Regions from separate parts of the Mus musculus genome. Here region 2 is linked to region 1. A link is a contact called in ENCODE Hi-C or POLR2A ChIA-PET data. All regions are on one chromosome and are shown on one strand. The core of a region is the stretch at or near the end of the contact, and the rest is flanking DNA. Distances in the headings are between cores, read along the strand shown. Region 1 holds the start of Exoc8 (exocyst complex component 8). Region 2 holds the start of Egln1 (egl-9 family hypoxia-inducible factor 1).

Region 1 (4,158 bases), core at 1,126-3,625:
CTCTGTAGACCAGGCTGGCCTTGAACTCAGAAATCCGCCTGCCTCTGCCTCCCAAGTGCTGGGATTAAAGGTTTCTGCCACCACGCCCGGCATGAATTCTCTTTCTTAACCTGCAGTCCTATCCTTCTGCAGACCCAAGTACAAACCTTTACATATAATATTCCAAGCTCTGCAGAACCCAGTCAACAATCCCCTTCACAGAATTAACATTTTTCACAAAGGCCCATTTAACTTAACCAACCCAAACCCAAAAGGTCAGTGAATCCAACCACACAAAACTTTAAAATCCTGATAGTGAAAACTCTACAATCCAGACTCCAGGTGCCGAACCGGAAATGCCAACACTGAAAGAGCCGACAGCCTGGTGCGTACCCGTGATGGCAAATCTCAAGATGGAGGCAGAAAGCTCAGGCGTTTGAGATCAGCTCACCATCAACCCCTCTAAAAATAGCTGGGTATGGGCATGACAGCTCACTGGGGAAGCTGAAGCAAGAGAAGCATAAAGACCAGGGCCAACCTAAGGAACAGAGACTCTTGTCTCTTAAAATCAACAAAATAACCTGGCCAGGAATGGTGGTGCACAGCTGTAAACCCTTGGGTAGAGGCAAGAGGATCTTGTGGTTGAAGCCAGTATGGGCTGCTATCAAGAACCCATCTCTAGCCGGGTGGTGGTGGCACACGCCCTTAATCCCAGCACTTGGGAGGCAGAGGCAGGCGGATTTCTGAGTTCGAGGCCAGCCCAGTCTACAGAGTGAGTTCCAGGACAGCCAGGACTACACAGAGAAACCCTGTCTCGAAAAACAAACAAACAAACAAACAAAGAACCCATCTCTTAAAAATAAATAAATAAATAAATAAATCCTGCAAATCAACTTGTTGAGAATCAGGCTTATGCAAAGAATACCTCTACAAGGTCCTTTCTTGGTCTCAGTTTTAACAGGGGCTCACTGAGACGGATGGAGCACATGCCTCCTCTCCCTTCATAGGTGCAGATCCCAGCACACCTGGAAAACAGTCACAACAATGGATTAGGGTCAACGAATACAGAGGAGACAGAACAAAAAGCAAACCTTAGTCTGGCATGGTGGTGCAGGCCTTTAATCCCAGCACGTGGAAGGCAGATGCAGGAGGATCTCCGAGTTCCAGGCCAGCCTGGTCTACAGAGTATGTTCCAGGACAGCCACAGATACATAGTGAGGCCCTCTCCCCTCTCCCCACAAAAAAGGGGGTGGGGGTGGGCAGCAAATCCCTAACAGTTCTTGGGCAAGAACTGTTTCACAAGAAAACGTCCCTGATGGGAGGATGGCTTTCCTGAGTGGGTCACTTGGCTTCAGAGAGTTAACACTTGCTAACCCTCACCCACTGTCACCCTCTCCCCTCCGCACAGGCATACATGGGCACTTCTCCCAAAACAGTCACAGGGCTGGTATGAGGTTAGAAGTACACTACGTCTTAGCCTGCTTTACCTCAAGCTGCTATGTGACAGTGTATGTGCGGGGCAGATTACTATCTCGAATAGGATTTCTCAAACTCTGATAAGGGATCCGGCTGGTTCATCACTGAGGGACGTTGGGCCCGGGACTGGGGAGTGGGCACGTTTCCCGGCGACCTCTCCCTGCGCCGCGAGGCGGGGACACCAACGACAATTTAGCGGCCTGGCCCTTCCCGACGTTCCGAGCCGTTCGCGGACGCACTCACAGGGTCATGCGCACACTCCACTTCACCTCCACCGCCTCCAGCTGACCCCAGAAGAAGCGATCGTTAAACTGCAGGAAGAGCGCCTGCAGGTCTGGGGTGGGGTCCACCAGCTCCCAGGACGCGTCCACCAACGACACGGGCTCCCGCGCCGCCGCCGCGCGCCGCGCCATCTGCACGTCCCACTCCTCCTGCAGCCGCAACGCGACCACCAGATCCTCGTCCATCCCGCTACTCCCACCTCGGCCGCTCCCAAGACGCCGGTCGGGCTCGTGCGGCGCACGGATCTCGCGAGGCCTCCCGGCCCTGCTGTCAGGGCGCGCGGGCTAGCCTCGAACGCCTAACCGAAGGTGGCTCGGCGCTGCCCCGCGGGCACAGGCTTAGGAACGCTGGGCTCGGGCTGGGGACGGCTTTAGGCAGCCGGTTGTCTCCTGACAGCCGCTGAGGTCCGGCGACACACGTCAAGTCTGGTCCGTGCCGGACCCTCCTCTGACTTCCGTGCTGGCTCGTCCGCGCACGCGCCTTAAGACGCTGCCGTTTCCGCGCAGGCGCATTGTCCGCACTCCGCCCCGGGCGCAGGCGCAGTGCGAGCGGCTCGACTCTGGCACAGGCGCAATGCAGCGCTCGGCTCCGGCGCAGGCGTTTGGGTGTTGCTCCCGCCCCGCTTCCTCCGCTGCCTTCTCCACCGGGCTCGGGTGGGGCCCGGAGGCGGCGAGTAACAGCCACTGCGGGCCGCGGGAGCAAGACGAGTGGCAGCCATGTCGGACAGCGGGGCGAGCCGCCTGCGGAGGCAGCTGGAGTCGGGGGGCTTCGAGGCGCGGCTGTACGTGAAGCAACTGTCGCAGCAGTCGGACGGCGACCGCGACCTGCAGGAGCACCGGCAGCGGGTGCAGGCGCTGGCAGAGGAGACGGCACAGAACCTGAAGCGCAACGTCTACCAGAACTACCGGCAGTTCATCGAGACGGCGCGGGAGATCTCCTACCTGGAGAGCGAAATGTACCAGCTGAGCCACCTGCTGACTGAGCAGAAGAGCAGCCTGGAGAGCATCCCGCTGGCACTGCTGCCCGCCGCCGCCGCGGGCGCCTCTGCGGGTGAGGACACGGCCGGCGCGGGGCCGCGGGAGCGCGGGGCGGTCCAGGCGGGCTTCCTGCCCGGGCCGGCGGGCGTCCCTCGAGAGGGTTCCGGGACGGGCGAGGAGGGCAAGCAGCGAACGCTCACCACGCTGCTGGAGAAGGTGGAGGGCTGCAGGGACCTGTTGGAGACGCCAGGTCAGTACCTGGTGTACAACGGGGACCTGGTGGAATACGATGCGGACCACATGGCCCAGCTGCAGCGCGTGCACGGCTTCCTCATGAACGACTGTCTGCTGGTGGCCACCTGGCTGCCACAACGGCGAGGCATGTACCGCTACAACGCACTCTACCCGCTGGACCGCCTGGCGGTGGTCAACGTCAAAGACAATCCGCCCATGAAAGACATGTTCAAGCTTCTCATGTTCCCCGAGAGCCGAATCTTCCAGGCGGAAAATGCCAAGATCAAGCGCGAGTGGCTGGAAGTGCTGGAGGAAACCAAGAGGGCCCTCAGCGACAAGAGGAGGCGGGAGCAGGAGGAGGCAGCAGCCCCGCGTGCGCCACCACCGGTCACTTCCAAGGGCAGCAACCCGTTTGAGGACGAGGATGATGAAGAACTGGCCACCCCTGAGGCGGAGGAGGAAAAGGTTGACCTTTCCATGGAGTGGATCCAAGAGCTGCCGGAAGACTTGGATGTTTGTATTGCACAGAGGGACTTTGAGGGTGCCGTGGACTTGCTGGACAAATTAAATCACTACCTGGAAGATAAGCCCAGCCCACCTCCTGTGAAAGAGCTGAGGGCCAAAGTGGACGAACGAGTGCGACAGCTCACCGAGGTGCTTGTGTTTGAGCTCTCCCCGGATCGCTCTCTGAGAGGCGGCCCCAAGGCTACTCGGAGAGCCGTGTCTCAGCTGATCCGGCTGGGCCAGTGCACGAAGGCTTGCGAGCTGTTTCTGAGGAACAGGGCCGCAGCCGTGCACACTGCCATCCGCCAGCTCAGGATTGAGGGCGCCACGCTGCTCTACATTCACAAGCTGTGCCACGTCTTCTTTACCAGCCTCCTAGAGACCGCGAGAGAGTTTGAGACGGACTTTGCAGGCACTGACAGTGGCTGCTACTCTGCCTTTGTGGTCTGGGCAAGGTCGGCCATGGGCATGTTCGTGGATGCTTTCAGCAAGCAGGTTTTTGACAGCAAGGAGAGCCTGTCCACCGCTGCTGAGTGTGTGAAGGTGGCCAAGGAGCACTGCCAGCAGCTGGGAGAGATTGGGCTGGACCTCACCTTCATCATCCACGCCCTGCTGGTGAAGGACATCCAGGGCGCCCTGCACAGTTACAAGGAGATTATCATTGAAGCCACCAAGCACCGAAACTCGGAGGAGATGTGGCGCCGCA
Region 2 (4,285 bases), core at 1,672-4,171, 52 kb before region 1:
CAGTTTTATGTTGACAGCTACCATGGTGATGGTAGACCAGATTCTTATCCAAGCAACTTAGTCAGTGGCACGCTAACCAAGACCTCCCAGATGAGAATTACTGCCTAAGTTATCAAACTACAATAATCACAAAGTCCATAATTGTGGACTTTTGGAAACATTTGAAAGGAGTACTTTATATTTGAATATATATACACATATATGTATATATATATATATAATTTTATTTATATATATGTAAATATATATGTGTAATATATGTGTGTAAATGTGTATGTATTTTATATATATTGTATATATATATAATTTGTATGCATTGGTGAGAAAATTTCAGATGCCCTGGAACTAGAGTTATAGTTGTGAGCTGCCACATGGGTGCTGGGATTTGAACCTAGGTCCTTTGGAAGAACAACCAGTGCTCTTAACCACTGATCCATCTTTCCTGCCTTCTGTATTTGACTTTCTATTAACTGTATGTTTGTGATTCTATATGCTTAATTGCAACAAGAAAAGTAACCAGGCATTTCTGGGTTACTTGTCTTCTGAGATAGGCTGGCCTGGAACTTGAAACTCGGAACTGTTTCAGCGTTGTCAGTGTGCGACCGCATGAGAGCCATGACTGATTCTGTTCACTAAAATCTTAAGTCTGATGTCTTTAAGTAGAATTCAGTAAAAAATACAGTTAAACACACACACACACACAAACCATGTAGAGAGCTAAACTGAACGTTAACCTCCTGAGAGAGAAACTGTTGGGGTCAGCGGCTTGGCAGGGAGAGGTCCTGGGACCGACACCTTGAGCCTGAGCCGAGATTGAAGGAGAGAGCAAAGGAGAGAGCTTCCTCTGTTGTCCTCTGACCTCCAGACGCACTGTGGATTGTACATGCCCACATTATGTACACATACACCCTAAACCAATAAGCTGTAATAAAAAAAATTAGAGTCCTTTGACTATGTGGGCAATTTTAATAAGTACAAGCAAGTAAATGTAAAAGAATTGTAACAAATTCCCTGCTTGTTGCTTCCTGCCAAGACAAGTTCCTTTTACAAACAGTTAAAAAAAAAAAAAGTGTATGTACTCTAGCAAAAAAGAGGCCGAAGAACTATCTGATTCTACTTATATCTACTTACTTGTGTGGGGGGGGAGGTTGTGGGGGGAGGTTCCTGGGGATCAAGGTTAGGACTCTAGGCTTCCAGCAAAGAGCTAAATGAGCCACAGGCCCAGCCTGCTTCCTGCATTCAATGTATGCATTTCAGAAAAATATTTTCTTTGGTCCCGGGAAATGAACTGAGGGCTTTGCATACAGCAAGCAAGCACTGTACCCCTGAACTACACCCCCAGATCAAAATGGCTTTGTATTTTTGCACTGGGAAGGAGCTCATGTAGTCAGGGGTGGCCTCTGTGTAAGCAAAGATGAACTCAGTCTCCATCTCCCAAGAGCTGGCACTACAGACGTGTGCTACCACCATGTTCAGCTTCAAGATTATTCTCAAAGTGTATGCGTGTAAATGTTGTCGCTCTTACATTTCGGAGTTGTTTGCTTGCAACTTCATTCAAATGGCAGAGCTAACAATTCCCGTTTCTGTGTTCCCCCTGGCATCCAAACAGCAATTTTAAATTCTCGGCTGTCTGTCCCAATGGCTACACTCAAGTATACGACCGTGTGTGTACATTATGACAAATGTTTGCACCTAGGGAGGTCCTTCTGTTTTGGAGGCTGTATGACCATGTCGAACTCCGTAGCCCTGGCTGTCCCAGAACCCACCACATAGAGCAGGTTGGTCCTCAACCTGTACAGCTCTTGCTTCCCTCTCTGCAGCTCCAAATATACCCGTCATTCTCCTTGCCCCGGCCCCACTAGTTACTTACTACAAATCACACGTGGAACCGACAGTCTCTGGTTTGTTTCTCTGAGCTGTGTGTGCAAGTGCGTTTGATCCTGGAACTCACTTTGTAGCCCAGGCTGGCCCCAATCTCACAATGATCTTCCTGCCTCTGAGTGCCAGCATTAAAGCCGTTTACCACCGTGCCAAGCTCTATGAGGTTTGAAGGTTTCATAAAAACAAAGAAACAGCAACTAGTGTGTTCGTCTCAATTTACAACACTGAAATCAAACAAAATGCAGATAACTGAGTTGGCAAAGAGGGCTCACGCTAATCACCTTACCACTGACCAGAAGAGGTAGGAGAATCTACTTCCGAGGACTACCGGGCTGCGTCTCAAGACAACAAAGAAAGCCCGTAATAATCCTCATAATTCTGCAGACACTATTGGCAGATTCTAATGTGAGACTTTAACTCCCTGTGCAGCTTCGTTCACGGACTATGCTCTTGAGAGCTTCAGGCCTGAATGCGGATCTGGAACCGAGCCCTGATTACCTTACTTAACCCAGAGGTCTCGAACCGGAACCGGGAGAAATCTCAAGAGTTTAAGGACCGCAGAAAAGCAAAAACAAAGCAAAGCCAGAACCAGGCCCGGCGACTGCAGGAGCCGGTCCCGGAGCAGGCTGCCCGGGGGGCCTTTGTTGTGCCCTCCGCGGCCTCCGGGGAGCAGCAGACCGGGAGCGCGCAGCGGCCGTCCCGGAGCTTGGAGCGGCCCAGCGGCCGTCTGAGCTTCCGTTTCCTCCTCCGCGGGACCGAGGTGGCCGAGGCAGCCCCGGAGCGCTGCCGGCGGGCCCGGACAGGCAGGTGGAGCTGCGCGCGCGCAGGCCGGCGACGCGCGCCCCGGGCGGAGCCGCGAGGAGGAGGGGAGGGCGGAGGAAGCGGCGCGCCCGCCCGCTAGGCCCGGCCCGCCGCGTGCGCGCGGCCCCCGCCCTCTCCGCCCGCGCGCCGGGTCGCCGGGGCCGTGGTGTACGTGCAGCGCGCGCGGAGCGAGTGGCGCCCGCAGGCCCGCGCCCTGCCCGCCCGCCCCGACGCAGCCGGCTGGGCCCGCCCGCCCAGGGCGCTGTGCGCCGCGCAGGCCGCGCTCTCTCCGGCGCGATGCGGCGCTAGGCGGCCCCGGGCAAGGCAGGCGAGGCCAGGGCGCGCGCGGCCTCCCGCAGCGGGCGGCGGCCCCGGGCGGGCGCCCCGACGGCCCCGCCGCCGCCCCGCTCCCGGCCCGCGGCCCGCCCTGCCGCGGCCATGGCCAGTGACAGCGGCGGGCCCGGCGTGCTGAGCGCCAGCGAGCGCGACCGGCAGTACTGCGAGCTGTGCGGGAAGATGGAGAACCTGCTGCGCTGCGGCCGCTGCCGCAGCTCCTTCTACTGCTGCAAAGAGCACCAGCGCCAGGACTGGAAGAAGCACAAGCTGGTGTGCCAGGGCGGCGAGGCCCCCCGCGCGCAGCCCGCGCCGGCGCAGCCCCGCGTCGCGCCCCCGCCCGGTGGGGCCCCCGGAGCCGCGCGCGCCGGCGGGGCGGCCCGGCGCGGGGACAGCGCGGCGGCCTCGCGCGTACCGGGCCCGGAGGACGCGGCGCAGGCCCGGAGCGGCCCCGGCCCAGCAGAGCCCGGCTCCGAGGATCCTCCGCTTAGCCGGTCTCCGGGCCCCGAGCGCGCCAGCCTGTGCCCAGCGGGTGGCGGCCCCGGGGAGGCGCTGAGTCCCGGTGGAGGGCTGCGGCCCAACGGGCAGACCAAGCCGTTGCCCGCGTTGAAGCTGGCTCTGGAGTACATCGTGCCGTGCATGAACAAGCACGGCATCTGCGTGGTGGACGACTTCCTGGGCAGGGAGACCGGGCAGCAGATCGGCGATGAGGTGCGCGCCCTGCACGACACCGGCAAGTTCACGGACGGGCAGCTGGTCAGCCAGAAGAGTGACTCTTCCAAGGACATCCGGGGGGACCAGATCACCTGGATCGAGGGCAAAGAGCCCGGCTGCGAAACCATCGGCCTGCTCATGAGCAGCATGGACGACCTGATCCGCCACTGCAGCGGGAAGCTGGGCAACTACAGGATAAACGGCCGAACGAAAGTAAGTGGCTGGGGCTCTTGCGACCGGAGGAGGGTCTGTGAGGACCACCCCCCGCCCCCGCAGACCCGGGGCCCGGCGCTCTGTCTTAGCGTGGCTCCTTTTGTCCTTGTACTGTCTGCCACAGTGCACAGTGCAGAGCCTGCCGGAGCCCTGGTCACTCGTGGGGGTCGTTGGGGTACCAGCTACACCGGGTCTGGGTGATGCATCTTATCTTGCCTGTGTGCCTGAGCTAGTTAAAAGCCCCGCGGTTTTTAGCGCGCACCCGGCTCTGATTGAGAGCCAGACACTGTGTTTAGCTAGGACTCTGTCAGCTGCCCCCAGAAAGGTTCATTTAAAAGCCTGT

Evidence for each region. A loop is a pair of places that touch in the nucleus more often than their neighbours do. ChIA-PET counts read pairs that join two places held with the same protein, here RNA polymerase II (POLR2A).
Region 2: a loop to region 1 is called in a map of gastrocnemius, with 13 times the contacts of the local background. The contact joins the promoter of Egln1 here to the promoter of Exoc8 in region 1. A Hi-C loop is called at or near these places in 18 of 37 maps with a recorded cell type or tissue (Patski, adrenal gland, gastrocnemius and 3 more). POLR2A ChIA-PET finds 5 or more read pairs at or near these places in 2 of 5 experiments (Patski and embryonic stem cell).

The regions. Positions count from the first base shown.
Region 1 is chr8:124,895,922-124,900,079 of GRCm38, reverse strand. Exoc8 (exocyst complex component 8) reads left to right here and starts at 2,375. Exons shown (of 1, transcript NM_198103.2): 1 at 2,375-4,158. The coding sequence starts at 2,454. It overlaps Sprtn (SprT-like N-terminal domain), which reads right to left and starts at 2,186. Exons shown (of 5, transcript NM_001111141.2): 1 at 1,699-2,186; 2 at 905-1,004. The coding sequence starts at 1,922.
Region 2 is chr8:124,947,890-124,952,174 of GRCm38, reverse strand. Egln1 (egl-9 family hypoxia-inducible factor 1) reads left to right here and starts at 2,921. Exons shown (of 5, transcript NM_053207.2): 1 at 2,921-3,942. The coding sequence starts at 3,121. Gm46060 (a long non-coding RNA gene) reads left to right here and starts at 3,950. Exons shown (of 2, transcript XR_001778719.2): 1 at 3,950-4,285.